Linked DNA regions of Homo sapiens: region 1 is linked to region 2. Evidence: chromatin loops called from intact Hi-C (ENCODE). Cell type or tissue: MCF 10A. All regions are shown on one strand. Links, peaks and the distances in the headings refer to the core of each region. The heading gives the core; the rest is flanking DNA.

The links. Hi-C counts contacts between places; a loop is a spot of excess contacts. Peaks named below come from ENCODE experiments on the same cell type or tissue, not always from the same donor. Only the 100,000 strongest peaks of a DNase experiment are listed, where the experiment ranks them.
Region 1: a loop joins it to region 2, with 20 times the contacts of the local background. A loop is called at or near these places in 18 of 110 quality-filtered maps.

The regions. Positions count from the first base shown.
Region 1 is chr17:30,120,815-30,135,758 of GRCh38, reverse strand. The region is part of intron 2 of NSRP1 (nuclear speckle splicing regulatory protein 1); the gene reads right to left. Among named protein-coding and RNA genes, the nearest start is that of MIR3184, 11 kb to the right of the region's middle. In MCF 10A, for the core only: a CTCF peak has its summit at 10,320 (motif pointing left); a DNase peak (open chromatin) is centred at 10,308.
Region 2 is chr17:30,230,377-30,245,429 of GRCh38, reverse strand. It overlaps SLC6A4 (solute carrier family 6 member 4), which reads left to right and starts at 9,733. Exons shown (of 15, transcript NM_001045.6): 1 at 9,733-9,817. LOC105371720 (a long non-coding RNA gene) reads right to left here and starts at 7,932. Exons shown (of 3, transcript XR_007065698.1): 1 at 7,659-7,932; 2 at 6,630-7,110. RefSeq lists an enhancer at 6,201-7,101, cis regulatory regions at 8,097-8,139, 7,923-8,164, 8,267-8,286, 8,155-8,325, 8,553-8,592 and 2 more, a silencer at 9,317-9,499 and promoters at 9,000-9,754, 7,909-9,754, 7,935-9,759, 9,655-9,949, 8,165-9,949 and 1 more. In MCF 10A, for the core only: a CTCF peak has its summit at 8,395; a DNase peak (open chromatin) is centred at 8,409.

The sequences.
Region 1 (14,944 bases), core at 6,939-14,938, 110 kb after region 2:
GTGGCTCACGCCTGTAATCCCAGCACTTTGGGAGGCCGAGGCGGGTCACTAGGTCAGGAGATCGAGACCATCCTGGCTAACATGGTGAAACCCCGTCTCTACTAAAAATACAAAAAAATTAGCTGGGCGTGGTGGCGGGCGCCTGTAGTCCCAGCTACTCCGGAGGCTGAGGCAGGAGAATGGCGTGAACCCGGGAGGTGAAGCTTGCAGTGAGCCGAGATCGCGCCACTGCACTCCAGCCTGGGTGACAGAGTAAGACTCCGTCTGAAAAACAAAACAAAACAAAACAAAAAACTGGTGCCAACAACACCCTACCTAAGTTAACTCTGATAAGCGCCAGGCATGGTGGCTCACACCTACAGTTCCAGCACTTTGGGAGGCCGAAGTGGGCAGATCACTTGAGCCCCAGGAGTTCAAGACCAGCCTGGGCCAACATGGTGAAATCCTGTCTCTACAAAAAAAAAATACAAAAATTAGCTGGGCATGGTGGCACGTGCCTGTAGTCCCAGCTAATCAGCAGGCTGAAACGGGAGGATCGCTTGAGTCCTGGACGCAGAGGTTGCAGTGAGCTGTCACTGCACCACTTCACTCCAGCCTGGGAGAGAGAGTAAGACCCTGTCTCAAATAAAGAAAGAAAGAAAGAAATAAAACAATTATGATAAGTAAAAGCCACTCCACAAATTTCTGAATTTCCTCTTGAAGTAGCAGCATACCCATTGAAAACCCTTGGGATAGACTGTTCAAAAAATATATATATATATCCGGACAATGGGATGTCAATTTTGTTGAAAATTAAATATAGCCTAATCTCCTCAAAATATTCCTAGGTCACTGGAAGGCAAAGTTGTGTAATTTCACATGATAAAAAGCACATTTGAACACAACTTCTATTTGTGTTCCCTTTCCAAATAATAAACAAGATTGACCCTTTGAAGTCAACCTGATCTTTGCCAGTCCCCTACTAACCCTTTTTCTATTGTTTCTGAAATCCATTCTCTGAAACTCTGGAAATTCCATTATGAACAAACTAACTCTCAGAGGGAGTACATTACATTGTTTAAAAGCATGGACTTGAATCAGGCAGACCTGAATTCAAAATTTAGCTCTATTATCTAAGTACCCTGTGTGTGCTATTGACCAGTTAACTTCTTGACACCCTAGTTTCCTTAGCTGTAAAATCTCTCATTTTTCCTTAGCTGCTTCTCTTTCAGCTGAAACCTGCACAGATTATCTCTATCCTAAGACAACAACAAAAAGGAAAATTACAATGACCGTACCATTATAGGTATTCCTTGTTTTATTGTGCTTCACGGATGTTTTACTACAAATTGAAGATGTGTGGCAACCCAGCATTGAGTAAGTCTATCAGTGCCATTTTTCCAACAGCATGTGTTCACTTCATGTCAGTGTGTCACATTTTGGTAATTCTCACAATATTTCAAACTTTTTCATTATTACATGTTACAATGATCTGTAATCAACAATCTTTGGTGTTATTAACGTATCTGTTTGGGGAAGCCATGTACCATGCCCAGATAAAATGGGTAACTTAACTGATACATGTTGTGTGTTTTCTGACTGACTGCTCCACCAACCGGTGTTTTCCTCTCTCCTCTCTCCCTCTCCTCAGGCCTTCCTATTCCTTGAGACGCAACAATACTGAAATTAGGTCAACTAATAACCCTACAATGGCCTTTAAGTGTTCAAGTGAAAGAAAGAGTAGCAGGTTTCTTACTTTAAATCAAAAGCTGGAAATGATTAAGCTGATTGAGGAAGGCATGCTGAAAGGCGAGACAGGCTGAAAGCTAGGCTTCTTGCAGTCAAACAGTCAAGTTCTGAATGCAAAGGAAAAGTTATGGAAGGAAATTAAAAGTTGCTACTCCAGTGAACACATGAATGATAAGAAGGCAAACAGCCTTATTGCTGATATGGAGAGAATTTTAGTAGTCTGAAGAGAAGATCAAACTAGCCACAATGTTCCCTTAAGCCAATTTAGAAGCTGCAGTAAGTTATCCAGAAAACCTAACAGGGACCATCAATGAAAGTGGCTACAATAAACAACAGATTCTCAATGTAGACAAAACAGCCTTCTATTGGAAGAAGATGCCATCTAGGACTTTCAAAGCCCAAGAGAAGTCAACGCTTGGCTTCAAAGCTTCAAAGGCTGACTCTCATTGACAATTTGAAAAATGCTAGGGCCCTTAAAAATTATGCTAAATCTACTTGCCTGTGCTCTATAAATGAAACAACAAAGCCTACATGACAGCACATCTGTTTACAGCTTGGTTTACTGAATATTTTAATCCCGTCATGGAGACCCACTGCTTGAAAAAAAAGATTCCTTTCAAAATACTGCTGACAATGCATCGGGTTATCACGAGCTCTGACAGAGATGTACAAGGAGATGAATGTTGTTTTCAGGCCTATCAACACACTATCCATTCTGGAGCAAATGGTTCAAGGAGTAATTCTGACCTTCAAGGCTTATTTAAGAAATACATTTCAAGGCCAGGTGTGGTGGCTCATACCTGTAACCCCAGCACTTTGGGAAGCCAAGGCAGGTAGATTGCTTGAGCTCAGGAGTTTGAGACCATACTGGGCAACATGGTGAGACCCCTGTCTCTACCAAAAAAAAAAAAAAAAAAAAAATAGCTGGGTGTGGTGGTGAGTGCCTGTGGCCCATGCTACTCAGGAGGCTGACTGAGGTGGGAGGATCGTTTGAGCCCAGGCGACAGAGGTTGCAGTGAACCAAGATCGCACCACTGCACTCCAGCCAGAGTGACAAAGCGAGACCTTGTCTCGAAAAAACAAAAATACATTTCATAAACTCTACAGCTTCCACAGACAGTGATTCCTCTGACAGATGTGGGCAAGTAAACTGAAAACCTTCTGGAAGAAATTCAACAGTCTAGAAGCCATTAAGAACACTTGTGATTCATGGGTGGAGGCCAAACATCATTAACATGAGTTTGGAAGAAGCTGATTCCAACTCTCATGAATGACTTTGAGGGCTTCAAGACTTCAGTAGATGAAGTGGCTACAGATGGGGTAGAAATGGCAAGAGAACTAGAATTACAAATGGAGTCTGAAGATGTGACTGAACTGCTCATGATAAAACTTGAATTGATGACAATCTCATGATAAAACTTGAATTGATGACAAATTTCTTCTACTGGATGAGCAAAGAAAATGGTTTCTTTTCTTTTTGAGACAGTCTCGCTCTGTCGCCCAAGCTGGAGTGCAGTGGCATGATCTTGGCTCACTGCAACCTCCACCTCCTGGGCTCATATGATTCTCCTGCCTCAGTCTTCTGAGTAGCTGGGATTACAGGCGCACGCCACCACAACTGGCTAACTTTTTTATTTTTTAGTAGAGACGGGGTTTCACCATGTTGGCCAGGCTGGTCTTGAACTCCTGACCTCAGGTGATTCGCCTACTTCAGTCTCCCAAAGTGCTGGGATTATAGGCATGAGCCACTGCACTGGTTTCTTTTCTTTTCTTTTTTTTTTTTTTGAGACAGTCTCGCTCTGTCGCCCAGGCTGGAGTGCAGTGGTATGATCTCAGCTCACTGCAAGCTCTGCCTCCCTGGTTCATGCCATTCTCCTGCCTCAGCCTCCGGAGTAGCTGGGACTACAGGCGCCCGCCACCATGCCCGGCTAATTTTTTGTATTTTTAGTAGAGACGGGGTTTCACCATGTTAGCCAGGATGGTCTTGATCTCCTGACCTTGTGATCCGCCCGCCTCGGCCTCCCAAAGTGCTGGGATTACAAGCGTGAGCCACCGCGCCTGGCCTTGCACTGGTTTCTTTATATAGAATCTACTCATGGTGACGACGTGAGCATTGTTGAAATGACAACAAAGAATTTAGATTATTACATAAACTTAGTTGATAAAACAGCAGCAGGATTTGAGAGGACTGACTCCAATTTTTAAAGTTCTACTGTGGGTAAATGCTATCAAACAGCATCACATGTTACCGAGAAATAATTCATTAAAGGAAGAGTCGATCAATGCAGCAAACTTCATTTTTGTCTTAAGAAATTGCTACGGCCACCCAGCCTTCAGCAAACATCACCTGATCAGTCAGCAGCCATTAACATTGAGACAAAACCCTCCACCAGCAAAAAGATTATTGCTGGCTAAAGGCTCACATGATCATTAGCATTTTTTAGCATAAAGTATTTTAAAATTATGGTATAGGCATTTTTTTAGCTATAATGCTATTACACACTTTAAAAACTACAGCATAGCATAAACATAACTTTTATATACACTAGGAAACAAAAAACTTACATGACTTGCTTTACTGAGATATTTACTTTATTGCAGTGGTCTGGAACCATACCCACAATATCAGTGAGGTATACCTGTGTATCTTTGAACTATCATTTCCATCTCTTCCTCTCTCTCTTCCCTGTCAAACTCTTCAAAATAAGATTACTAATTAAATTTTAAAAGTTACTATTCAGATGAGAGGACAATAAAAGACAGAGAAACTGTAGAGCTAAAGAAAATATATTGAAGACTAAAATAACACCAATAGAGCTAATAAATTAGAAACAGTAAGAAACAGAAAAGCTATAACTGAAACACTGACAAAAGTTTAATCTTAGTAGAGAGAAAAAGACATAGACTGAGTAATTTCCCTAAATACCTGTTTAATTTTCCTTATCCTGCTCTACTTTTTCACAGCTCTGTAATCTTCTAAATTCACATGTAACTTACTTATCTGTTATGTTAATTACTTATCACCCCCCACCACCACCACCTTGAGAATATAAGTGCCATAAAGGCAGTGGCTTTTGTTATGTTTCACTGGCACAGGGCAAGTGATCAATAAATATCTGTTGAATGCATTAATAAATGCATGACGATGATATGAAAGACAAAGATGATCCTCCAAAATGATAACCCAGCACATGGATGACAGTAAATTTCAATGAAATGAAGAAAAAGCTAAATATTTAGAGAAAAAGAAACAGTGTATTCCTGGAAAAAACAATTCAACATTATTTGCAGCAAGACACATTGAGTTAAAAAGGCTATATACTCTCCAGTAGTCCAAGCCAATTAAAAAAAGTCTAGAAGTAGGGATAAAAGAAACTATAGTGTTGTACTTCCTCATAAGAACATTAAGTACCAGAAAAAATCACTAATGTCTGTAAGATTTTGAAATAAATTGTTATTGTAGAAATATTACACCCAATCAAGTAGATATTTAAGTGACAAAAGCAATGGGCAAGCATTATTTAACAATCAAAAACTTAAGAAATAATGCCCCAATGAGCACATGTTGAAAAACTATGAAATTAAGTCAAAGACCTCAGAAATGGAAAACAATGGTTAAAAAGACTAGTGGACGCTGGGCATAGTGGCTCACACTTCTAATCCCAGTACTTTGAGAGGCTGAGGCAGGAGGATCATTTGAAGCCAGGGGCTCCAGAACAGCCTGGGCAACATAGTGAGACTCTGTCTCAACAAAAAAATAAAAAAAAATTAGGCAGGCATGGTAGTGCATGACTGTAGTCTCAGCTACTTGGGAGGCTGAGGTGGGAGAATTGCTTGAGCCCAGGAGGTTGAGGCTACAGTGAGCTGTGACAGAGCCACTGCACTCTAGCCTGGACAACAGTGAGTCCCTGTCTCAAAATGAAATATTTTAAAAAAGAAAAAGAAAAATAAGGAGGACAGAATTTTCTTGCCATCTCCCCACTTCTAATAGAATTGTCTTAGTTCCATCCTTTTCCTTTTCTCTCTTCTTGCTTTTTCACTCTTAGCCAGTATGTTAAGGATGAAATTTTAGCAAATTGCAAAATTACTTTAAATCCCTCACTGTTTGATATACTCGGTACCATAAATTTACTAGTAATTCAGTTTAATAGCATATGAGAAAAGTTCACAAATTCTCAGCCATCATTAAAATAACCTAAATTTCCCAACATTTTCACAATATGCTTTGTCTTATCTATGTACAACTGTCTTTTTATTTGAACTATACTAGACTATATCTACAGAAGTAAGGCATTATCTGATTAAAACTGATGAAAAACCACAACTAAAACATTTTATTGATTTGGATGTACTATAATGTTCAGACAGATTAAAATTTTAACTTTTTCTTACCAATAGTAAGCCAAACAGGCTTCCAGCTAAAATAAGATTAATTTTTCATTAGGAAAACCAAACCTTCAACTTACTTTTTCAAGAAAATTTTTAAAAAGATTAAAGAGGAGAAATATCAAGAAATAGTGAAAGGAATGGAAGTGTATACACTTATGTAATCCTGTAACTTGCTAATGCTTCTTACTTTGGGAATACACAATTATGGTTATCTTTTTTTTTTTAAGCACTCACTTCCTTGTATTCGTCAAAATTATAACAAAATAATAATATGATTTTGAAAAAAAACTCACACTACCATGCTAAAAAGTAATCATTTTCATTTATTATTTTTTACTTATCTGTGCACCTATAGCATTGTACAACCCTAAGTATTCAATTTTGTATCCTTATTTCATCTACCTCATGCTTTTAAAATGTCCCAATATTTTCTCTCCTAGTCTTCTATCAGATAAAATGTGTTATATCTTTTTACATTTTAATATGATTTGGAAACTAAATACACTATGGGAAATCCTTAAAATTCACCATAATTTTTCTTAAAAAATAGTTGAAAATACAGAAAAGTATAAAAAAAAAAATCATGCCAGGCGTGGTGGCTCACACCTGTAATCCCAGCACTTGGGGACACCAAAGCAGGAGGATCACTTGAGGCCTGGAGTTCAAAATGAGCCTGGGCAATATAGCGAGACCCCCATCTCTACAAATTAAAAAAAAAAAAACAAAAAAACCACTCATTGTCTGCCATACAAAGATAACTACCATTAATATGAAATGCTTTATTGTCTTTTTTCCTTTTATCTATAACAAATTTGTATATATTTTTTCACTAAATGTTATTTCATGATGAATGTGATAGCCGTAGTATTGCACACACTTTACTTACTCATGCTTTCACTGTTGAAAGCTGGACTGGTCTTAAATTTTTACGATCATAAAGAGACCCAAGATAAATGCTTTTGAATACCTAAAAATATATTATATCAATTTCTGACAATTCCAAGACAAAATTTTAGAAAAGAAAATATTGGCAAGGTTTCTGTCTCCTGACTGATAATATTGGGTAAACAATAGTCAACTTTTAAAAGATTTATACTAATTTTTGGAATTGCTTTCCAGAAAAGGTCCATCTGCTTCCAAAAATGTGCATTAATTTATAACAAAAATTCGAGTGCAATTTCACAAAGATCTTGCCATTTCATTTTTAAAAAGTATTTGGCTAATATGATGGCAAAAAATGGTAGCTCACTATTGTCCTAAGTTTACATTTCTTATAGTAAAATTGAGTATTTTTAATGTTCATTAGATATTTCTATTTTTTCTATATTTGTCTCTAAATGTGTTTTCCTCTTTTTTTTCTGCTAGGGTTTTAATGTTTCCCTTATAATTTCTATAAATGCTTAACCTATAAAAGGAATATACTATGGCTTCTGAGTAATTTTATATATATAATTTTATATATATATATAACTACATATACATATATACACATACTAAGTTCACAGCCAGGTGCAGTGGCTCACACCTATAAGCCCAACACTTTGGGAGGCCAAAGCAGGTGGATCACTTGAGCCCAGGAGTTCAAGAGCAGCCTAGGCAACGCAGTGAGACTCTGTCTCTACAAAAAATAAATTAAAAAATTAGCCAGGCATGGTGGTGTGTGCCTGTGGTCCCAGCTACTTGGGAGGCTGAGGTGAGAGGCGTGCTTCGGCCTGGGAGGTTGAGGCTGCCATGAGTTGTGACTGCACAAATTGCACTCCATCCTGGGTGAAAGAGCAAGATCCTGTCTCAAAAAATGAAAAAAAATAATAAGTAATGTAAATTAAATAAAATGTAAAACTAAGTTAATAAATTTTAGCTATCTAAACTTAATACTCTCTTTTAAAGTGGTTAAAAAGTTTTGTCTCTTTATCCAAAAGCAACAACTAGGCCAGTTACAGTAGTTCACACCTATAATCCCGACACTTTGGGAGGCTGAGGCACAAGGATCACTAGAGGCCAGGAGTCTGAGACCAGCCTGGGAAACAGAGGGAGACCCTGTCTCTACAAAAAATAAACAAATTAGCCAGATGTGGTGGCACATCCCTGTGGTGCCAGCTACTGGAGTGTTTAAGTGAGAGGATCACTTGAGCCCAGAAGGTAGAGGTTGCAGTGAGCCGTGATCATACCACTGCACTCCAGCCTGGGCAGCAGAGCAAAACCTTGTCTCCAAAAAAAGTGCAACAATTTTCAGATTCTATACATCGTATCTCTTAATGGCATATAAATTATGTTACAAAACTAGATTTCACAAGTATACCATTGTTTAGAAATAAACATTTCAATTGCCGACATTAAAAGGAAAATTCATTATGCTCTGCAAAATGGGCAGGCATTTATCATAGATAAACATCTAAAAAACAGTTCTAGGTTTAATCTGTCATGCAACATCTAACCATCTTGGTCACTTAACACTCATTAAATATCTGTTATCAAAAATACTTTTGAGAACAATCATACAGACCAGTGGTCAGCAAGTTGTAGGCTATGGGTCAAATACAGCCCATCTCCATTTTTGTAAATAAAATTTTATTAAAACACATTTATTACTCATGCTCATAATTTACATATTGCCTAATGGCTGCTTTCACACTGAGAATGAAGTTGTACAGTTGCCCTGCAAGGCCTAAAACATTTACTATCTGGATCTTTACAATACAGACAGCTAAAACACCTGAATAAATAATCTTACTAATTTTTAGAAGCTAGCCTAGGCCAGGCATGGTGGCTCACACTTGTAATCCTAGCACTTTGGGAGGCCAAGGTGGGCGTTTTACTTTGAGCTCAAGAGCTTGAGACCCGCCTGGGCAACATGGCGAAACCCTGTCTCTACAAAAAAATACAAAAATGAGCCGAGAGTGGTGTCTCGCACCGGTGGTCCCAGCTACTCAGGAGGCGGAGGCTAAAAGATTGCTCAGGCTGGGAAGCGGAGGTTGCAGTGACCCAAAATCGCACCACTGCACTCCAGCCTGGGCAATAGAACAAGACTCTGTTTCAAAAAATAAATACGAAGCTAGGCTAGATGGCCAGATCCTAACTCATAGAGCTCATACTTTATCTAGTACAGTGACAAGACATGTATGTAAACAACTTATAATGCAAGCTTTTAAAAGCTAAGTGCAATAAGAAAGGTAAAGAGTGTAAGAAAAAGGAAGAGATTCTTTCCAGTGAGGAAAATCAAAGAAGGTATCTTGAAAGAAGTAGCTTTTGCGCTGGGTTTTGAAGGATGGCTATAATTTGGACATTAAAAAAATGGGGAGAAGACTTCCAGTGTAAAGAAAAGCAGAGCTGTGAAAAACTGCAAGCACGACAGTGTACTTTTTATGGAGGAACAGTTAGGAGAAAATGCTAGTAAGCATTCTAGGGGCAAAGCATAGAGAAGGTTTTCAAAGTCAAGATTAGCACTTTAGATTTTAAATATAATTACGTTCAGGACTGAGGATCAGTGATTATAACTGTGCTTTAGGAAGATCAATCTGACAATATCATAAATAATTTGAGAAGACAGATAATAAGGAAACTAGTTATGAAACAATTAAAATAATCCAACAGAAAAGAATGAACATGGTGACAGTGAGACCGGAAAATTATGACAGCAAAACCACTCACTTATGAATTGATAGCAGCATCAGAATATGCTTTCTTACTCATATGGTGTAAAAACTTTCACCACCCCCCCAACCATCTCTCCCACCTTGAACAAAATGATAATTATTTCTAACTTATTCTGACAATTTGAAAAAGAGGATCTACTAGGCCACGCATGGTGGCTCACGCCTGCAATCACAGCACTTTGGGAGGCTGAGGCAGGCAGATCCCTTGAGGCCAGGAGTTCAAGACCAGCCTGGCCAACATGGCAAAACCCCATCTCTACAAAAAATACAAAAATTAGCTGGGCCTGGTGGCGAACGCCTGTGATCCCAGCTACTTGGGAGGCTGAGGCACAAGAACTGCTTTAACTTGGGAGGTGGAGGCTGCAGTGACCCGAGATGCCGCCACTGCACTCCAGCCTGGATGACAGAGCTAGACTCTGTCTCAAAAAAGAAAGGAGGAACTGCTTAAATTATAATTAAAAGGGATAGACTACCACTTTCCCACTAAACTAACCCTGGATGCAAGCACAAAATGAAAACAATTCATGTGCTAGGGCTCCCTCTGCTGGACCACTAGAGAAAAAATCTGATCTTAAATGCTGCTGAATTGATAAAAAGAACAGATAAATTGGCTTCATAGCAGCTCCTTTCCAGGTGTATCAAATGCTTTCCTCAGGAGGGGAATAAGAAATTATCTTTCTTCTATATTTTCCACAGCACTAATAATTTAATTGTTGCTTAAATTGTTGACTAATTATGAAAGAGATTTTAATATATAGTCAAATCACACAAATTTTTTTTTAATCTTTTTTTTTGAGACGGAGTCTCGTTCTGTCACCCAGGCTGGAGTGCAGTGGCTTGATATCAGCTCACTCAACCTCTGCCTCCAGGGTTCAAGTGATTTTCCTGCCTCAGCCTGAGTAGCTGGGATTACAGGTGCCCACCACCATGTCCAGCTAATTTTTGTATTTTTAGTAGAGATGGTGTTTCACCATATTGGCCAGGCTGGTCTTGAACTACTGACCTCAAGTGATCTGCCCACCTCAGCCTCCCAAAGTGCTGGGATTATAGGCCTGAGCCACCATGACTGGCCAAATCTCACAAATATTTAAATATACTCAATAAATTTACTTCTCAGTAAAAAGACAAGCTGGAATTAACCAGACTGATTTTTTTATAGGTAAGGAAATTATTCTAAGGAATGGTTTTATATTCCGTTCACTAAGAAATAAGCTGCAGCTCCCTTGTCCATTGGCTTTGACCGGAAGGTAGGAGAACCTTTCTCTCTAAGACTGAATCTCCCAAATGTTTCTGCTCCTTCTGGACAAGCCCAGTTCCCACCAGGTAACTCTGGTCCCCAGCCTCCAAGAACCATCTCCTACTTGTATCCCTCTATATATCACTACTTGCTTCTTACTGCTGCTAATCTCTCGACTGCCTCATCATGCCCTTTTTGGCATCTCAAGTCTTCCATCACCTATGTTAACAATTCTCTGTATTAAAGTCCCACTACAGGAAGGAGGAAAAGAGGAAGAGCAGGAGGGAAGGAGAAAGCTAGCACAAAATGGCCCAGGCCTATCTTTGCTGACTCTAGTGTACCCACTGGCTAGCTAACACCAGCCTCATTTCACAATGGAAAAGAAACAGCAGTAACATCAAAAAACTCTCTAGATTACTTGTGTAAACCCATCCTTCTCAAACTGTGGTATGTTGTGGTCATTTCATATCGCTTTTTCTTTTTATTTTAGAGACAGGATCTCCCTCTGTTGCCCAGGCTGGAGTGCAGTAGCACAATCCTAGCTCACTGCAACCTCAAACCTGGGCTCAAGCAATTCTCCCCACCTGAGCCTTCCAAGTACCTAACATTACCAGTGCGTGCCACCACACTTTTTTTTTTTTTATAGAGACGGGGTCTCGCTGTTGCCCAGGCTGGACTTGAACTCCTAGCCTCAAGCGATTCTCCCACCTCAGCCTCCGAAAGTGCATGAGGGTACAGGCATGAGTTATCATGCCTGGCCATGATGCTTTGTGTTACACAGTATACCAGGGTGCTTTAATGTGAAATGCAAGATAAGCATGTCCAATCCTTCTGTTGTATCCATAGTAAGTGATTTTTATAATTATTTGTATATTAAACCACAAGGGTGCTAGAAAATTTAATGGTAAATAGACGATGGACGATTTAATGGTAAACAGTCTTCAACAAAAGGTGCTGGGACAACTGGATATCCATATGCAAATGAATGAAGTTGAACCCCCTCTCTCTTATTATTAAAAAAAAAAAATTTCAAAATGTATGAAAGACCTAAACTCAAGGACTAAAACAACAAAATTCTTAGAAGAAAACATAGTGGAAATCTTTGTGACCTCGGATTAGGCAATGGTTTCTTAGGTAGGACACTAAAGCACCAGCAACAGCAGCAAAAAATGTATTTCCTCAAAACAACTTTTGTGCTTCGAAGGATATTTTCAAGAAAAGTGAACAGACAACCCACAGAACAGGAGAATATACTTACAAACCATATATCTAATAAGATACTAAAGGAACTCTTACAATCCATAATAAAATGACAACCCAATTTAAAAAGAGGTAAAGCCGGGCACGGTGGCTCATGCCTGTAATCCCAGCACTTTGGAAGGCTGAGGCAGGCAGATCACAAGGTCAGGAGTTCGAGACCAGCCTGGCCAACATAGTGAAACCCCGTCTCTACTAAAAATACAAAAATTAGCTGGGCGTAGTGGCACATGCCTGTAATCCCAGCTGCACCTGTAGTCCTAGCTACTCGGGAGGCTGAAGCAGGGAAACTGGTTGAACCCAGGAGGTGGAGGTTGTAGTGAGCCAAGTTCGTGCCACTGCACTCCAGCCTGGGCTACAGAGCGAGACTCTGTCTCAAAAAATAAAATAAAATAAAAAGAGATAAATGTGGCTGGGAACAGTGGCTTGCACCTGTAGTCCCAGCACTTTGGGAAGCTGAGGCAGGAGGATTGCTTGAGGCCAGGTGTTCAAGACCAACCTGGCCAATATAGTGAGACCCCATCTCAATTTTAAATTTTTTTTAAAAAAAGGTAAATGACATGAATATACATTTCTCCAAAAACAAAAAAGTGTCCAACATTATTGGCCACCAGGGAAGTGCAAATCAAAGCCACAATGAGATACCACTGTACACCTTCTATATGGCTACAATAAAAAAGAAATGTTAGACAGGATGTGGAAGTGTCAAAACCCTCATACACTGCTGACAGGAATGCAAAATGGTGCAGCCATTTTGAAAAAGTCTGGCAGTTCCTCAAAAAATAAAACCAGGCCAGGTGTGGTGGCTCACACCTGTAATCCCAGCACTTTGGGAGGCCGAGGCAGGCAGATCACCTGAGGTCAGGAGTTCAAGAACAGGCTGGCCACCATGGTGAAAACCTGTCTCTACTAAAAGTACAAAATTAGCCAGGCATGGTGGCACACGCCTGTAATCCCAGCTACTCAGGAGGCTGAGGCGGGAGAATTGCTTGAAACAGGGAGGCAGAGATTGCAATAAGCCGAGATCACGCCACTGCACTCCAGCCTGGGTGAAGAGTAAAACTCCGTCTCAAAAAAAAAAAAAAAAAAAAAAAAAAAAAAAAAAAAAATATATATATATATATATATATATATATATATATGAAACCAGAGTTATCATATGAACCAGAAATTTCCATCCTAGGTACATATCCAATAGAATATCCAATGGAAATGAAAACATATCCACACAAAAAACCTATACACAAGTATTTATAGCAGCATTATTGCCAGAAATTGGGAAAAACCCAAATGCCTACCACTGATAGATAAAATATGGTACATTCATACAATGGAATATTATTCAGTAATAAAAAAAGAAATAAAGAGTACTGACACGTTACAATCTTGAGAACATCATGCTAAGTGAAAGAAGTCAGACACAAAAGAAAGCCTATTGCATGATTCTATTTATATGAAATGTGCAGAATAGGGAAACCCATAGAAACAGAAAGTAAATTAGTGGTTGCCAGGGTTTAGGGGTGGGGAGAATGGGGAGTGATGGTAATGGGTACACAGTTTCTTTCTGGGTGAGGAAAATGTTCTAAACAGTGGTGATGCCGGCACAACTCTTAAAAACCAGTGAATTGGCCGGGCGCGGCGGCTCACGCCTGTAATCCCAGCACTTTGGGAGGCCGGGCGAGGTGGATCACAAGGTCAGGGGTTCGAGACCAGCCTGATCAACATGGTGAAACTCCGTCTCTACTAAAAATACAAAAATTAGCTGGGTATGGTGGCAGGTGCCTGTAATCCCAGCTACTCAGGAGGCTGAGGCAGGAGAATTGCTTGAACCCGGGAGGTGGAGGTTGCAGTTGCAGTGAGCCGAGATCACGCCACCGCACTCCAGCCTGAGTGACAGAGACTCCGTCTCAAAAAAAAAAAAAAACACACACACACACGCACACACACAGTGAATTGTACACTTTAAAAGGGTAAAGTATACAGTGTGTGAATTATATATTTTTTTAATGAGGGAAAATGATGACCAAAAAAAAAAAAAAAAGATCTTGCATCAGGACTCCATCTCTTTCCCATATATTCAATGTGGCTGCCAGGTCCTACTTATTTCTGTGGTATCGCTCACATTTTTCCCCATTAATTCCCAATGACCTCAACCTAGGTTGAGATCTCTCACCTGAACTACTAAAAAAGCCTTCTAACAAGCATTTTTAAACTCATCTCTCATTTCTCCCTTTCTTTGTTTTACAATTCAAGAGTTATCTTCCCAAAAGTGTGATGATATCACCGAATTACTCAAAAACTACTTGAAAATATAAAGTTGAAATTTTATACGAAAAATTTAAGGTACTCCACAATCTGGCCCAATCCTGTTACAACCGTATCTGCAACATTTTTTCCTATATACCCTCTTCTCCAGCCACATTATTCCACAAAAATGCCTTGTACTTGTATGCCATTCTGTATTTCTTGCTGTTCTCTCCCAAATGAAATTATTTCACCTCTATTTTTGCCTATTTAAATCTAAACCAGCCTTGAATGTTATTTAAATGCTTATTCCTGCCTTGATTTTCCTGCAACAAAGTGAATCATTTCATTCTCTACATTTCATTCACATTCTGTAACGCTACTGTTAAAACAAGGCAAGACAGAAGAATAGTATAGGTTTGAAGGTCAGATAGGC
Region 2 (15,053 bases), core at 4,629-12,628:
ATACTTAATGAAAGCCATTTTTCAAATGAACTTAGGATCCAGAGGGGAGAAATGAAGCATGGTGGTTTTATCTTCTCTGCTAAAGATTAGGGAAATGGGCTGAAGTTGTAGCTGGAGGTCTCAGTTGGAAGAAACTGCTAGTATTTGGGTGACGAATGAGGTAGGAAATGGGAAGGCATGGAGTTGTCTTTTGCTTTAACTGTGAATCATACAGTGTCACCAGAGGAGAGCTTCATGACTGGCCTCTGGGAAGTCCTGGCCTGAGTAATGGTGACCCTACACGTCCAAGAAGCCAAGGCATGATAATGAGACATGCCTTCAGGATGTGGTGTGGCCCATCTGCTTGCTTTGGCTTGTCCTTAAAGAGCAGCTTAATTCTAAGTTGCTGTTGGTGGCACCAGGGCACTTGGACTTGAAGTCCTATTCCTCTAGTGTGGTGTGGGTGAGCACCATTGCCCACGGTGGCTCTAGTTAGTCATTTGTTAAGTTAGATACTTTTTAAAGTGATTCCAGATGAGCGTGGTCATATTTAGGACAACTTGTTGAGAACTGTTGTTGATACTCATGAAGCCAATGGCTTCCTTCTTGGGGTCTGTGACACAAATGGGTTGAAAACTAGGATTAAACTGGCCGGGTTTTTCTGTTTTTCTTTTTCAAACTCCAAGTCCTTTACACATTATTGCAGAGGGAAAGGAAATAGGGGAATGTTCAATTCACAACAGCTGCAGCTATTTGGTCTTTGTTTTGTCTTTTCTTTTGAGTCTCATTCTGTCACCCAAGCTGGAGTGCAGAGTACAGTGGCACGATCTCGGCTCACTGCAGCCTCCACTTCGTGGGTTCAAGCAATTCTCCCACCTTAGCCTCCAGAGTAGCTGGGATTACAGACATGCGCCACCACAGCTAATTTTTTTTTTTTTTTTGTATTTTTAGTATAGACAAGGTTTTGCCATGTTGGCCAGGCTGGTCTTGAACTCCTGGCCTCAATTGATCTGCCCGCCTAGGCCTCCCAAAGTGCTGGTATTACAAGTGTGAGCCACTGCGTCTGGCTAGCTGTAGCTATTTGGAAAGAGGATTGTGTGCAGATGGGAAACCCTCCACATCATCTTTCCTGGATATTGTTTGAATACTCAGTGCTTTCCCTCTTGCTGACTCCTCTGGAAAAACTCTAGTTTGGTAGCACGTCTTGAAGTGGACAGAATGAGTTCTGGAGCCATCTTTCAGGTTACCCCATGACAGCTGTTTGTTTTTTAAAAATCAGCTGCTGTGCAGAAGGCTAGGGCAGCCAAGGCAGGGTGGCTATTTGATGGAGAGTATGGGAGGGTGCTTGACTTAGCATAGCAGCATCCCTGCATCTCACCTGGCGGAGACCTTATGGGTTAACCTAGTCCAAAATTCTCCAAAACGAGTAAGTCTTTTAAGTTCTATTTGCACACATTGACAGGAACACACAGCCTCTCACTGTGGCCCCTGCCCACCTCTCCAGACTCGACTTACTCCCCTTCTTGTACACTCTGCTTCAGCCAGCCACTGACCGCCTCCCACCCTGTCCCGCACTTTGTCCCTCAGACACATCAAACTCATCTCCGCCTCCTTGCTGTTCCTCCTTGCTGTTCCGTCTACCTAAAGCTCTTCCCTCAGGTCTTTGCATGGCTGGCTTCTCATTCGGGTCACGCCTTCAGTGTCAAGGCCATCTCTGACCACCTTATCTAGGCAGCCAACTCCCTCCTCCTACTGCCTCTGCCACCTCCATGCTGTTACAGGGTCTGTTTTATTCACAGCACTTACCACTTTCTGGAGGTACTGATGTATTTATATGTGTATTGTCTGTTTTCCCCAAAGTCAGTTACTCCGTTGGCTCCCAGGGGCGGGAACTTTGTCCTGCTTGTGACTGTATACTCAAGTGCCTGGCTCATAGGAAATATAGGGTAGGCTGACACTGAGCACACCTTCTATTCTGACAGCTATAATTAACGAACAGTTTTTACATAGACCTGAAGTCAGCTTCACTATAACTTGCTCAGCAGGGACAAGTAGAACAAGAACAAAGCCCCTGGAGATGTTTGTATTTCAACATTTCACATTAAGGTCTTGATTTCATTTCATGCAGGTTCCTGGCAGTGGGGAGAATAGGTAGGGAGAGAACCACAGAGGCTTACCTGGCTTCCTCACTGCTTGAACCTTTTTTGTTTCAAATCAGCCCAACACAGCGGGAAGAGCAGGGCCTTTGGACTCAGATATGCTGGCCTTGCCACTTGGCAAGCATATAAGTGCCTACACCTGGCAAGTCTGTATAAATGTGGAGAAGCTACTTAATCTCTCTCAGCCTCTGTTTCCATGCTTCCTTTGTTGAAAAACAATATTAAAATTTATTCACTTCGTGAGGTCGAGGTGGGCAGATCACAAGGTCAAGAGATCGAGACCATCTGACCAACATGGTGAAACCCTGTCTCTACTAAAAATACAAAAATTAGCCAGGCGTGGTGGTGGGCACCTGTAGTCCCAGCTACTCAGGAGGCTGAGGCAGGAGAATTGCTTGAACCCAGGTGGCGGAGGTTGCAGTGAGCCGAGATCACGCCACTGCACTTCAGCCTGGATGACAAAGCGAGACTGCATCTCAAAAAAAAAAAAAATTATTAAATATGAGAACTCAGCCTGAAACCTGGCTGAGGAAAACTATATTTTTTGATAACATATATAGTTATCCAAAAATAATAATACCAGTTTATATTGCATATTTCCCATATGGTAGAAAAAGGACAGAAGATAATGCATATAATGTGCCTAGTAGAGGCTCAATAAATGGCAGCTTTTATTAAAAACAGTTCTCATGGAGATTCTTCAATGTGTCCAGTGTTGTGGGAGCCCCTCTGGGAGTTAAAACAATTCCCTTCTCTCCAACCAAATTTGTCATTTACTTGGGAAAATAACATGTTTATGCATGAACCAGTTGAAAAGGTGACTTTATATGAGAGAGATCTTGCAGTAAACTCCGTAATAATTGTGAAAGGGCTTGAAGTTGGAGAAGGTAACGTGCTGACTTGTTTTAAAGTAACTTCAACCCACAGTGAACGCGGTGATCAGCTTACCAAGAAGAAACTAAGGGAAGCCCTTCCTAGATGGAGAGGCACAATTTACCCTGAAGTTTGCTGAGAGGAAGAGCCAAAGAGAGGGTGAGTGTCTTATAAACTTGAGCAGGAGAAAGAAAAATGGAAATGGGGTACAGGAGAGAGGATTGGCTTCAGGAGCTGGGAGCAGAGGGCTTGAGTTCTAAGAGTAGGTCTAGCTCTTTGATCAGATCTTGAGCAAAGCCTTGGACTTCACCTCTTGGCTCCCAGCATCTTTGCTAATAAATAGGAAAAAAAAATGTCCTGCTTAAGTGAACAGCACTGGTGATGTGTAATGTGGCACGATTTGGTGGGTAGTGCGTCTGGTGTAACATGGAGCTGAACTCCTTCAAACTCCCTAGGGCTCCTCCCTCCTTTGTGAGAAACTTGAGGCCCCTTAGAACATCTTTTTTTTTCCCTTCCCCTCTTTTCTTTCTTTTCCCTCCCTTCCACCGTTACCCCTTTCTTTCTTTGCCTTTTATAATTAAAAAATGCTTTTCTGAAAAAGTTTCATAAAAATATCACCTGCACATGGCAAATATTTAAATAGTATAGCAGGGTAGACATTGACAAAGGGGGTTTCCCTCCATCCTAATGTCCTCTGCCTCCAAGGCACCTACTGTTCCCAGTCTCTTCTGTGTGCTTACAGATTTCAATACACATATCAGCCCCCATGCCTTGCCCTCAACAATTTGGAGTAACAACTGTTCTATGCATTTTTTTTCCTCCATTTACAATAAATCTTGAGAACTCCCCCAGATCAGCCCATAGAAAACTGCCTTACTCTTTCTACCTGCTGCATGGTACTCCATTGGTGGATATGCCACTGGGGCCCTGGTTTTATGGCACTAAGTCTGGTAAGACTCAGAGGCATTTTCCTAGCCCTTCATTGCTGGTGTGTACATTTATGGAGCCTGCTGTGCGCCCACACAGTGATAGGTGTTGAGGCATGGAGAGAGGCAGCACCCTGTCCCTTGGGAACCCAGAGCCTGGGAAATTCGGAGAGGGACCAAGGTGCTGCAACAGCTGTATGTGTACAGGGCGGTGGGGCCCTCCCTGGTTCTCTGTGCTTCTGGCGTCAACATCTCCACCAACGTGGAAGGGAAAAACAGCTGCCCTCTGGAGTGTGGCCCTGGCTGATGAAGTCAGGGAAGGGAATCCCCTAGGGAGGAAGTAGAAATCATAAACCCTTAAGGAAGGAGACCACCACTTCTCCTGCTGCCCTTCTCCTCCTCCCCTCCGACCCACCTAGTTTATAAGACAGAAGATAAGGAAAAAAGCAAAAAGTCAGAAAAAAAACAGAAGTAAGATAAATAGCCAGACGACCTTGGCGCCACCACCCGGCCCTGGTGGTTAAAAAATAATAATAGGCCGGGCGTGGTGGCTCACGCCTGTAATCCCAGCACTTTGGGAGGCCGAGGTGGGTGGATCACAAGGTCAGGAGATCGAGACCATCCTGGCTAACAAGGTGAAACCCATCTCTACTAAAAATACAAAAATTAGCCGGGCATGGTGGTGGGTGCCTGTAGTCCCAGCTACTCGGGAGGCTGAGGCAGGAGAATGGCATGAACCGAGGAGGAGCTTGCAGCAAGCCAAGATTGCGCCACTGCACTCCAGCCTGGGCAACAGAGCAAGACTCTGTCTCAAAATAAAATAAAATAAAATAATAATAATAATAATAATATCAACCCCTGACCTAAACTACTTGTGTTATCTGTAAATTCCAGGCATTGTATGAGGAAGCATTGCAAAAGTTTCTGTTCTGTTAGCTGATGCATGTAGCCCCCAGTCATGTTCCCCACGCTTGCTCGATCTATCACAACCCTTTCACGTGTACCCCTTAGAGTGGTAAGCCCTTAAAAGGGCCAGGAATTTCTTTTTCAGGGAGCTCAGTTCTTGAGACATGAGTCCGCTGATGCTCCCAGCCGAATAAAGCCACTTCCTTCTTCAACCTGGCATCTGAAGGGTTTTGTCTGAGGCTCGTCCTGCTACACCATGGCTCACAGAGATTGCAGATAGATCGTGGGGTAGTCACAGTATCTGTAAAGTCTGGGGTGTCACCTACACCCTGATTTCTCCTCACGTGTGAGTATCCTTCAAGCTGGGCCTTTCCACATCAGCCACTCCTGCCTTTTCCTCTCTTTTAGAAAAAATTATCTGTGAAGTCTGAATATACAATGAGTTAAGCAGGGTTAGCAACAGAAACTTAAATCGATGCTAATCTGACAAATACTTACTGATTTTAAACAATTATTACTGTGCCTCTCAATGGGGTTGTGGAAGCAGCAGGGGCCCATGGTGAAGACTGAGGGAATTAATTATGGGGCTTAGATAGAAAGTGCTATAAAAGTCTTAGTTATTGTTATTGGCATTAGCATTTGCCCAGCAAGTGCTTCTGGGGGTGTTTGGGGTGTTATCATAGAGTGAGTGGTGTGGTGAGGCTGCTGCCGTAATACCTGACTGAGAGATAATGGGAGTTCAAGTCAAGAGGATGGTGGGGCTGGGGAGAGGGAGGTGGGAGACCGGGTGATGGGGTGCTAGGAGGAGGGTTTAGCAAAGGCAGAAGGCTCTGGAGGAATGAGGGGAAGGAGCTGGGAAAAATGACCAATGACAAAATGAACCTACTTCCAAATGTTTCTGGCCTTTCTTAGGGCTGAACCTGATCTGTTCCTCCCCCAAACCCCCCGCACTCCCAAAAGGACCTTGTCTGGAGTTCCCTTTAGCTTGCTTCATCTGGATGGGGTGGGCCTGCTAGGGGCTCCCATGGAGACCTCCGTAGAGATGAGCCCAGGGTTCACAGTGGCAGCAAGTCCTGCCTTGGAGGTGCCACTGAACATGAATGTAGAGTCACCAGAACCATGCCAGGAAAAACTGGGGGTCCCAGGAAAAACCAGGGGTGTCGGGGAGGTGCTGGTGGGAATGGAGCAAGATGACACTCTAAGGACTGAATATTGTCAGCATTTTCCTGGGCCTGAGAAAAAGCCCACAAGGAGGGGTGGGCCTTCTTCTTTCGTTATTGTATAAACAGGGCAGAGACAGGACAGACAGATGGCACCAAGGGCTTCCGGAGGGAGAGCCTGGGATTCGCATGGTTCGGTCCTGGCTGGCTCCACAGGGGACTCACTGCTGGCCTTTGAGACTTCCAGGAAGTGGGTTTTCTTGGTGGTGTTTGGGGCAGGTGTAAATATTTATGTGCCCCTTTCCTCTTAAAGTGAAAGCTTGTATTTATTCTGAGCCCCAGAGCAGCTTCTAAGCCCCACTATTTCTGGGCTCAAGCAGGTGAACAAAGAAAAACTATTGCTGTGCGGTGATTGCCAGGCAGCCTCTTCCCAGCTGCCCAGGACCTGTCGCCCTTGACATCTCCCTGGCTGTCCCTATACACCACCAGCACCAAGCTTCGCAGGTGCCTGCTGGGTTTCTGGCTTGCATCTCTTCCCTGCGGCCACCAGCTGACGCCTGCATTCACATTCTAAGGAACCCGTCTGTCCCAACCACCACGACAACCCCCTTCCCCCCTACTCTTACCTGCAGCCCACGCAGGTCACAGCCATTAGATCCTTCCCCTGAAGCGCTGCTTCCCTCCTGCCGCACTCAGGGCTCCCTCCTGCCTTCCATGCCCAGGACAGGGCCTCCCGGCCTCTCCAGGTCTCTGGAGCAGAGAGGTTGTGCCTTCCTCATGCGGTCAGGCTCAGGCTGGGAAGGAGCGGCCCAGAGGCGGGGGGAGGCACGGGTGCGGGGCTGCCTCTTCCCCGGTAGTGGACGCTGAAGCCTGTCCACCTGAATTGGAGGCGGGGCGGGGCAGTCGACTGACCGCCAGGCAGGGGAGCAGGGCGCGGGCTCAGAGGGAGGGAGTGGGAGGCCGAGGAAGGACAAGGTGCTTGTGGCGATGAGTATCAGAAGGCAGAGCGGAGCTGCTCAAGAGAGGCTGGCTCTGTGGAGGTGAGGACCTGCAGGTGGGCCTGGCCTCTCTGTGGGATGGTACCCAGGGCAGGAGGAAGAGAAACACCTGTTTAGAGAGAGGGGGAGGGTCTGGGCCAGTTGTGTGCGGACTCTGCCATGGAGGCAGGGGGAACCAGGGCGGGGCCGTCTGTGTAATTCTAATGTCATTTGCTAATGGTGGTTGCCCGCAGCTGGGGAGCAAGAGGGGAGGAGATGGGACCACCCGGCCAGAGAGAGGAGGGGTCGAAGGCCCCCTTGGAGGAAGGGCCCAGCGCACAGGGCCTGCAAGGAGTTGGCCCCTTCCCCACCCACAGCTGGGCAGTGCCCACTGAGATCATCCTCCCTACTTCACAAACAGAGACACAAAGGCCAGACAGCTTGAGGTTAAGGAGCTCGGTCAAGCCCACACCACAGTACAGGGTGGGGGCCGGGATTTGACCCAGGTCCACAGGGTGCCCACTCTCTAGGCAGCACCTGCACAGAACAGGGCAGTGCCATAGGGAGGGGCTGCGCGCTGGGCAGGAATGCATCTTCGGCTAGAAAGAGTCTAGAAGGAAGATCAGAAGTGGCGAGACTGCACAATTAAGAAGTGCTAAGAAGTCACACTGGACAGACCTGGTCTTGGTAGCCAAGCGCTGAAGTCACCCCTGCAGCCGTCCTCCGCTTTGGCGCCTCTTCCCAGCGTCCCTGCCCCCCTCCTTTGGCCCTCCTGGAAAGGACACTTTGCGTTTTCTGTTGCCCTTGCCTATACAGCACAAACATGCTCATTTAAGAAGTGGAACGTGGGAGGCAGCAGACAACTGTGTTCATCTGAAAGGAGGAGGCCCCACTCCCGTGCAGGCGCTGCCCCTGGGGGTGAAATTCCCAAGCTTGTTGGGGATTCTCCCGCCTGGCGTTGCCGCTCTGAATGCCAGCACCTAACCCCTAATGTCCCTACTGCAGCCCTCCCAGCATCCCCCCTGCAACCTCCCAGCAACTCCCTGTACCCCTCCTAGGATCGCTCCTGCATCCCCCATTATCCCCCCCTTCACCCCTCGCGGCATCCCCCCTGCACCCCCAGCATCCCCCCTGCAGCCCCCCCAGCATCTCCCCTGCACCCCCAGCATCCCCCCTGCAGCCCTTCCAGCATCCCCCTGCACCTCTCCCAGGATCTCCCCTGCAACCCCCATTATCCCCCCTGCACCCCTCGCAGTATCCCCCCTGCACCCCCCAGCATCCCCCCATGCACCCCCGGCATCCCCCCTGCACCCCTCCAGCATTCTCCTTGCACCCTACCAGTATTCCCCCGCATCCCGGCCTCCAAGCCTCCCGCCCACCTTGCGGTCCCCGCCCTGGCGTCTAGGTGGCACCAGAATCCCGCGCGGACTCCACCCGCTGGGAGCTGCCCTCGCTTGCCCGTGGTTGTCCAGCTCAGTCCCTCTAGACGCTCAGCCCAACCGGCCGCACAGTTTTCAGGGGTCAGTTCCTCCAAGTACAAGGGGCGGTGGCTTCTCTGGAGCTGCAAACTTGTCACTGCTATTTCCTTTCGGTCTTCTACTTCCTATCGTTCCTGGCCTCCTCTTGGGGAGAGGTAGAGCCCTCTCCTTTCCGCCTCAGGGACAACCCAAAGCAAGTACTGCATGTGCCCTTTTTAAAGTTTTAAATAATTTTAGCAAAAAGGATATTAACATTAAATCAATTTTTAAACTTTTTGAAAAAATTATCAAAACTACATGCACATGGTTCAAAACAATAGGCTCCTGCTGGGCCCTTTCAGATAATTCAAATTGTCACCAGGTTGGAGTGCAGTGGTTCGATCACGGCTCACTGCAGCCTCGACCTCCCGGGCTCAGCTGATCCTCCACCTCAGCCTCCTGAGTAGCTGGGAACACAAGCGCGAGCAACCACGCCCGGCTAATTAAAAAAATTTTTTTTCTAGAGATGGGGTCTTGCTGTGTTGCCCAGGCTGGTCTTGAATTCCTGGGCTCAAGCAATCCTCCCGCCTCAGCCTCCCAAAGCACTGTGCTCCTTTTTGACGCAGCTTTGAACTGTAGCTGGTTAACAAAATGAGAACCAGTTCTTCATTCCTTCATTGTGGAAGTCTTTATTGTGAGACTCTGGGGACGGAGAGGAATTAGACAAGGGCCTCTAAGCTGAGCTCACATCCCAGCCGGTCAGTCAGATAAACGCATGGGTATCGAGTACTGCTAGGTCCCAGGAAGAAAGAGAGAGCAGCTTTCGGGATGGGGACGATGGGGAGGTGTCCGAGGTCAAGAGAAAGCGGCACGAGCAGACCCCTGTGTGCCGTCCTGTGGGCGCGGGGCGGCAGGGGAGGCGCACACCTGCTCCTTTGTGCAGCCTCCCCCCTCCCGCAAAGTTAAAGAGCAGGAAAGTCAGGATTCCTCGCTCGGCCCTGCCCTGCCGGCTGCTCCGCGCTCCGCTCCTCCCTGCGAGCGTGTGTGTGTGTCGGGGGTCCCTCCCCTCCTGGCTCTGGGGTCGGGCGCGCACCCCGCCCCGTAGCGCGGCCCCTCCCTGGCGAGCGCAACCCCATCCAGCGGGAGCGCGGAGCCGCGGCCGCGGGGAAGCATTAAGTTTATTCGCCTCAAAGTGACGCAAAAATTCTTCAAGAGCTCTTTGGCGGCGGCTATCTAGAGATCAGACCATGTGAGGGCCCGCGGGTACAAATACGGCCGCGCCGGCGCCCCTCCGCACAGCCAGCGCCGCCGGGTGCCTCGAGGGCGCGAGGCCAGCCCGCCTGCCCAGCCCGGGACCAGCCTCCCCGCGCAGCCTGGCAGGTGGGTCCGCTTTTCCTCTCCGCCTCGAACCCACGTTTCTTTCCAGACCTTCTTCCCCGCCTCGGGGAGGGGGATAGAACCGCTGCGCCCCACCGCCCTGCGAGGAGGCGAGGAGGTGCATGCGCCCCAGCGGTGGGCGCCGGATCCTGCCCCTGCGCCCTCCACGCTCAGCAAGAGCCAGAGCTGAAGCTGACCGGCCAGAGTGGGAGACGAGGAACGTGGAGTGCTCGAAGTGGGCGGGCGTAGGGGGCTCCTTTGTCTATTGTTGCAGGGGCTTTGCAACCTCTTGAGGACCCGTGAAAGACCCCTTAAAGAGGGTCTTGAGCAAAGTGCTGTCCTGCGCTTTGGGAAGAGTTGCTTGCTTTCGTTTCAACCCATGGTTTATGTTTGATCTTTACTTTGCTGTCATCGCGTGCAGGTGGCTTTATGCAAAGGGAGAGTTCTGGTTGACACAAATGCCCAGACAGCTAGAGAAATCTCTGAGTGGCGCCTAAGTGGGCCGAGTCTCCGTGCGCTTGGGTGGTTTCACTGTCAGAGCTGAGGCGCTCTCAGACACCTCACAGGCCATTCAGAATGTATGTGAAACTCCAACTCCAACGACTGTGCTACGTGGTTGAAGGATATAACCATCATTTGCTTGAAAATTGTGTACATTCAAACTTGTTCTTGAAAAAAAGCTCTCTGGAGCTCAAGAGTGGATTTGGGTCTTGGGCTAAGGAGCAGATTTTCTTCTGAACTGGGGCTTTTGCATATTGAATTGTTCCTTTTCCATTTGGGACTCTGAAGAATTTGAGAGGGGTAGAATTTCTGAATCAGACATTACAAAGACTTTGTGTATGTATTTTTACCATCAGTTTTGTCCAGAAAAGTGAACCTGGTCAATGGATTATTTATGAGCCTGCTAGCTAACTCTCATCATAGGAAGACGAGAGCAAATATTTAATGTGTTTTGCCTTCAGTTACATAGGAAAAATGTCTAAGAAGGTGACATTGGGACTTGTGTTTAATGAAACAGAGAACTGTGGGCAGCGTCAGTGTTGGGTTTTTAGGAGCGTAGGGAGCACACAGCTTTGACTCTTTGTCCCATTACTTGCTTCTGTGTGAAGCCACTGAGGCCCCAGGGTTCGGGTTTTCCTGCCACGCACTCTGGGGTGGCAGTGACCGTTCCAATATGGATGAGTGAGAAGCAGGTTCTTATGAGGTTTGTGCAAATTGAGCAAGCCACTTGGGGCATGGGTTTTTCCTCTTTTCTTTCTTTCTTTCTTTTTCCCACTAAAGAACAGATTGAAAGTGCTTCACAATTAATCAAAAGTCCCCTCAACACTCTGGTGATCCATCTAAGACCTCTCAGAGATATAACCACCAGCACAGATATTCAAACCCATTTTTTTCAATCTCCTTGTTTAAGAAATATATATATACTAGGAGTGGGATGGGGGAATAATGTTGATGTTTTAATGGAATCTGAAAGACCTCAGAAATTCCTCTCGGGGGATGTTTAGAGTCGTCTGAGCATTTTGATGAAACTTGGAGAGGCATGTTGAAGAGTTTCGCAAATAGGTGAGGTGCCTGAGGAATGGGGATGCTTGGCTGGAGGGGGGTTAGGAGCATGGATCAGTCTGTTTCTTACAGCAGGTGCTTGCTTCCCAAACACCCTGGATGTCCGCTGCCAAACAGAAACACAGGTAACTCCAGACATTAAGCCAATACGTGGCAGCTCCTTCTCCTTCCTAGTTGTGGAATGAATGGTATAATTGGAGAGAATATAGAAGGCAGGGCTTCCTGAAGAAGCTTAATTTTAATTTGGCTTCATGAATCAACAGGATATGGTCATGACTTGACTTTTTCTAAAGATGTCTGGACAGCCAGAGCAAAAATTATACAGTCACTTTTGGTTGTTGTTGAGAAGGTAACTCAGACCTTAGTTATTCCCAGTAACATATCAGCTCCTCGTGGTCCTCAGCTCTAAATGAGGGGCTGTGGAGAGGACTGCCTAACACGATGTCCGAGTCCCCTCCAACTCACTCTGCAACCATGACCCTAACCTCTCCACTTTAAGAAAACATGAGTTGAAATGATGGTGCAAAAATGCCGGAGGGCCGGTACTCTCTACCCAGATATCACCTTCAAATCAGGGTCTCCTGGGGATCCCCTCAGGTTTCACTCTAAGGCAGAGGCTTTGCACACTCTGACACATGTAAGTAAGTTAACCCCTGCACCTTAACCACAGCCAACCAACAGGGGCCCAATAACCCGACTCCCCAGCTGCCCAAATGCCCTTTGCAAGATGCCCAGGGTGTGGTGCGGTAGAAATAGCCCCCAGGCAGCACAAATTTGGGCTGCACCGATTTTCCTGTCCAGTCCCTGGGCTATTAACAGCCACCTCCACTCCCTGATGTTTGCGGTGTTCCATGGAACATACGTGGGTGTGGAGCGAAACATCTCATAAAAGCGCCTGTTTCTCCACACTTGGGACAAGTGAGGCAGACTCCCTTGCTCTTACAGGGAATCTGTTTCTGGGCTTAACCAGGCAAAATGACATTCCAAGGGAAGAAAACTCCCATCTTTCTAGGAGGGACCCAGGGGAAAACAGATGAAACTAGCCTTTCACAGAAACCTGGCATCAATGATCTTCCCTGAGCAGAAAGGCAAATTGCTCTTCCAGGTGGGCACGGGCTCCACCATTGGCCTGCACAGCCCCGTACTTCCAGGTGGAGCTCACGGTGCTGACTTTGGTTCACATTCAGAAATGTTGCCCTGTGAGAAACGTCTCTGCAGGGGCTGCTCCCTTCAGCCTGACTTTTGTTTGCTCTGGGTGACTGGGAAGACGAATGCTCATTTACTGAATGTCAACAACGCGCTTTTAAATGGGAGCAAGTGTTTTCCCAGCCCTGTGTCTAATGAGGTGACAAAATGAGTAGCGATAAAGTGGATGTGAGGCAGTCTGACTGCCTTATTATTATTTCCATCTTTCCTTTGGCCCCTCTGGAACCTGGCAGCAGCTCCCCAGCTTCCATCCCAACCCTGAACCAAGGGGATTTGTTAATGGGATTTAAGCCACAGGCTCTTTAGCACCCAGGACTGGATGGACCTCCATTAATCCCAGAAGCCCCTGGGCTGCAAAAGGAGAGACGCAACCCAGTGATGTGGAGACAGAGAGGCAATGTCCCAGGTCTTCAGGTACTGACGAGTGACAGACAGCAAGGGGAGGGTCTCCTGGGATGCTGATGTCCAGTTCTTCAGGTCATTCTTTGAGGTAGGGAGGGAAGAGGTGACAGGAGGGGTTATGATGAGACCAGGTGGTGATCTGGGCGAGCACTTCTCAGCAAAGCTGGGGACACAGCGAACCCATTGTGTGCTTTGGGAGAGCCCAGAGCCCCAGACTGGGTGGGCAGCTAGCAGGAGGGGGCAAGTACGTGGGCCTTTGCCGTCTTGGGTTTTGGTGTGACCTTTCTGTGTGTATACAGGAAAAAAGAGCATTTCATTTCCTTTGTTACTGAACTGTTGAATAAAATAAGCTGATTTGTCTTCTCTAAGGGAACTTTTTCCTCTAAGGGGCCAAGAATTAGTGAGTGGGAGACCTGGAAGGACCAGGGAGGGGTTCTGCTCCCCGTAGCTCTGTGCATGGCTGGCTCTAGCTCACCCACGGCTCTTGAGGACAAAGCCAGGCCTAGAACTTGAGTCTCTTCTACTTTCGCTCTCTTCTCTTCCCTCCGTAATGATGGGCATGTCTTCTTTAAAAGGCGAACCAAATTAGCTGGCCCTTTCTCTTGTTTCAGAGTTGGGGAGCTGGGCCGAAGGAACAGGGAGGGAAGAGCCTGGAGGGGAGAGGGGAGGTAAGCTGTTCTGGTCAGCAGGGAGCTTTGGCTGACTGGAAGTTTCCCAGCACTGGCTGAGGGCTAGAATTATTTTTTCTTTTGAAAATTTTCAACTGAAAAATCAGAGATATGGTCCATTTTCACCAGTTAACATTTTGCCAATTTGTGTACAAAGTCACTCTAATTATGCATATATCTAATTTTTGCATATGCAGTATATATATGATTTGATATATTATGTGTAATATATAAGATCATTAATATAATTATGCCATTTATGTATCTGTATGTATACATACAGATATATATACACACTATATATACACATATGTACATACAGATACATACAGATATATATATACATATGTACATACAGATACATACAGTGTATATATGTGTCTGTATACACTATATGTATATATAAACTATATGTATCTGTATGTATACCTACAGATATATATAGTGTGTATATATATATCTGTAGGTATACATACAGGTATATATATACTATATATATAGGTTCAACTAATATATATAGTTGAACCTTTGAGAGTTTGCAGACTTCCAGATACTTCTTCCTTAAATACTTCAACACAGATTTCCAACAAACAAGGACCTTCTTGTACGTAACCACAGCGCCATTTTCATGCTGGGGAAACTGGAGATAGATACAATACTATTATCGCACATACAGCTCATATTCCCATTTCCCCCGCTGTCTCAATGATGTCCTTTTTAGCATACAGTGTTACTCTGTGAGACTGTAAACTAGGGGTCAGAAAGTTTTTCTTGCTCTCATCTCAGTGCATATCTGAGAACTAGACTGGTGCAATGATGTGTAAGGATGAACTGATTTTTCATGAGTGTCTCCAACTGTGTGACTCACACTAAAGCACATCTCAGAAATTGTTGACCTAAGAGTATAGGCACCTTTGAGCAGCAACAGCCAAACTCCAAACACCTTGTGGCTGAAGAGGTGGTTGCACGTGTCCTCCGCGCCCCCTCTCCACCTGGATGCACCCGTCTCCTCCAGCAGCCTCACCTCACCTGACCTCACCTCTCCTTCTCCCCTCCATGCCCCACCCAGAGAAATGGGCCAGTTTCCCCTCTCTTTTCTCTTCTCCACTCCCATTTTATTTTGTAGTTCCACTTCAAACCCCCTTTTCCCCACTTCCCTCTTCCGCCTTGCTCAGCAGCCACAGGTGAATCCACCCTTATTTCATAGCACCCTCTCCCTGGGGTTGTTTTTTCCTCTCTTCTCTCTGTTTTGGGTCCCTTTGTGGACCCAATCATGTCTGTTTTACACAAAGGTAATCTTAGTAACATACCTGTATAAAGGAAAAGAAAAGCTGTGTGTGGACATGTTCCCATGTGTTCTATCTCGATTTTTACTTATTGCATAAATTGTATTTATCACA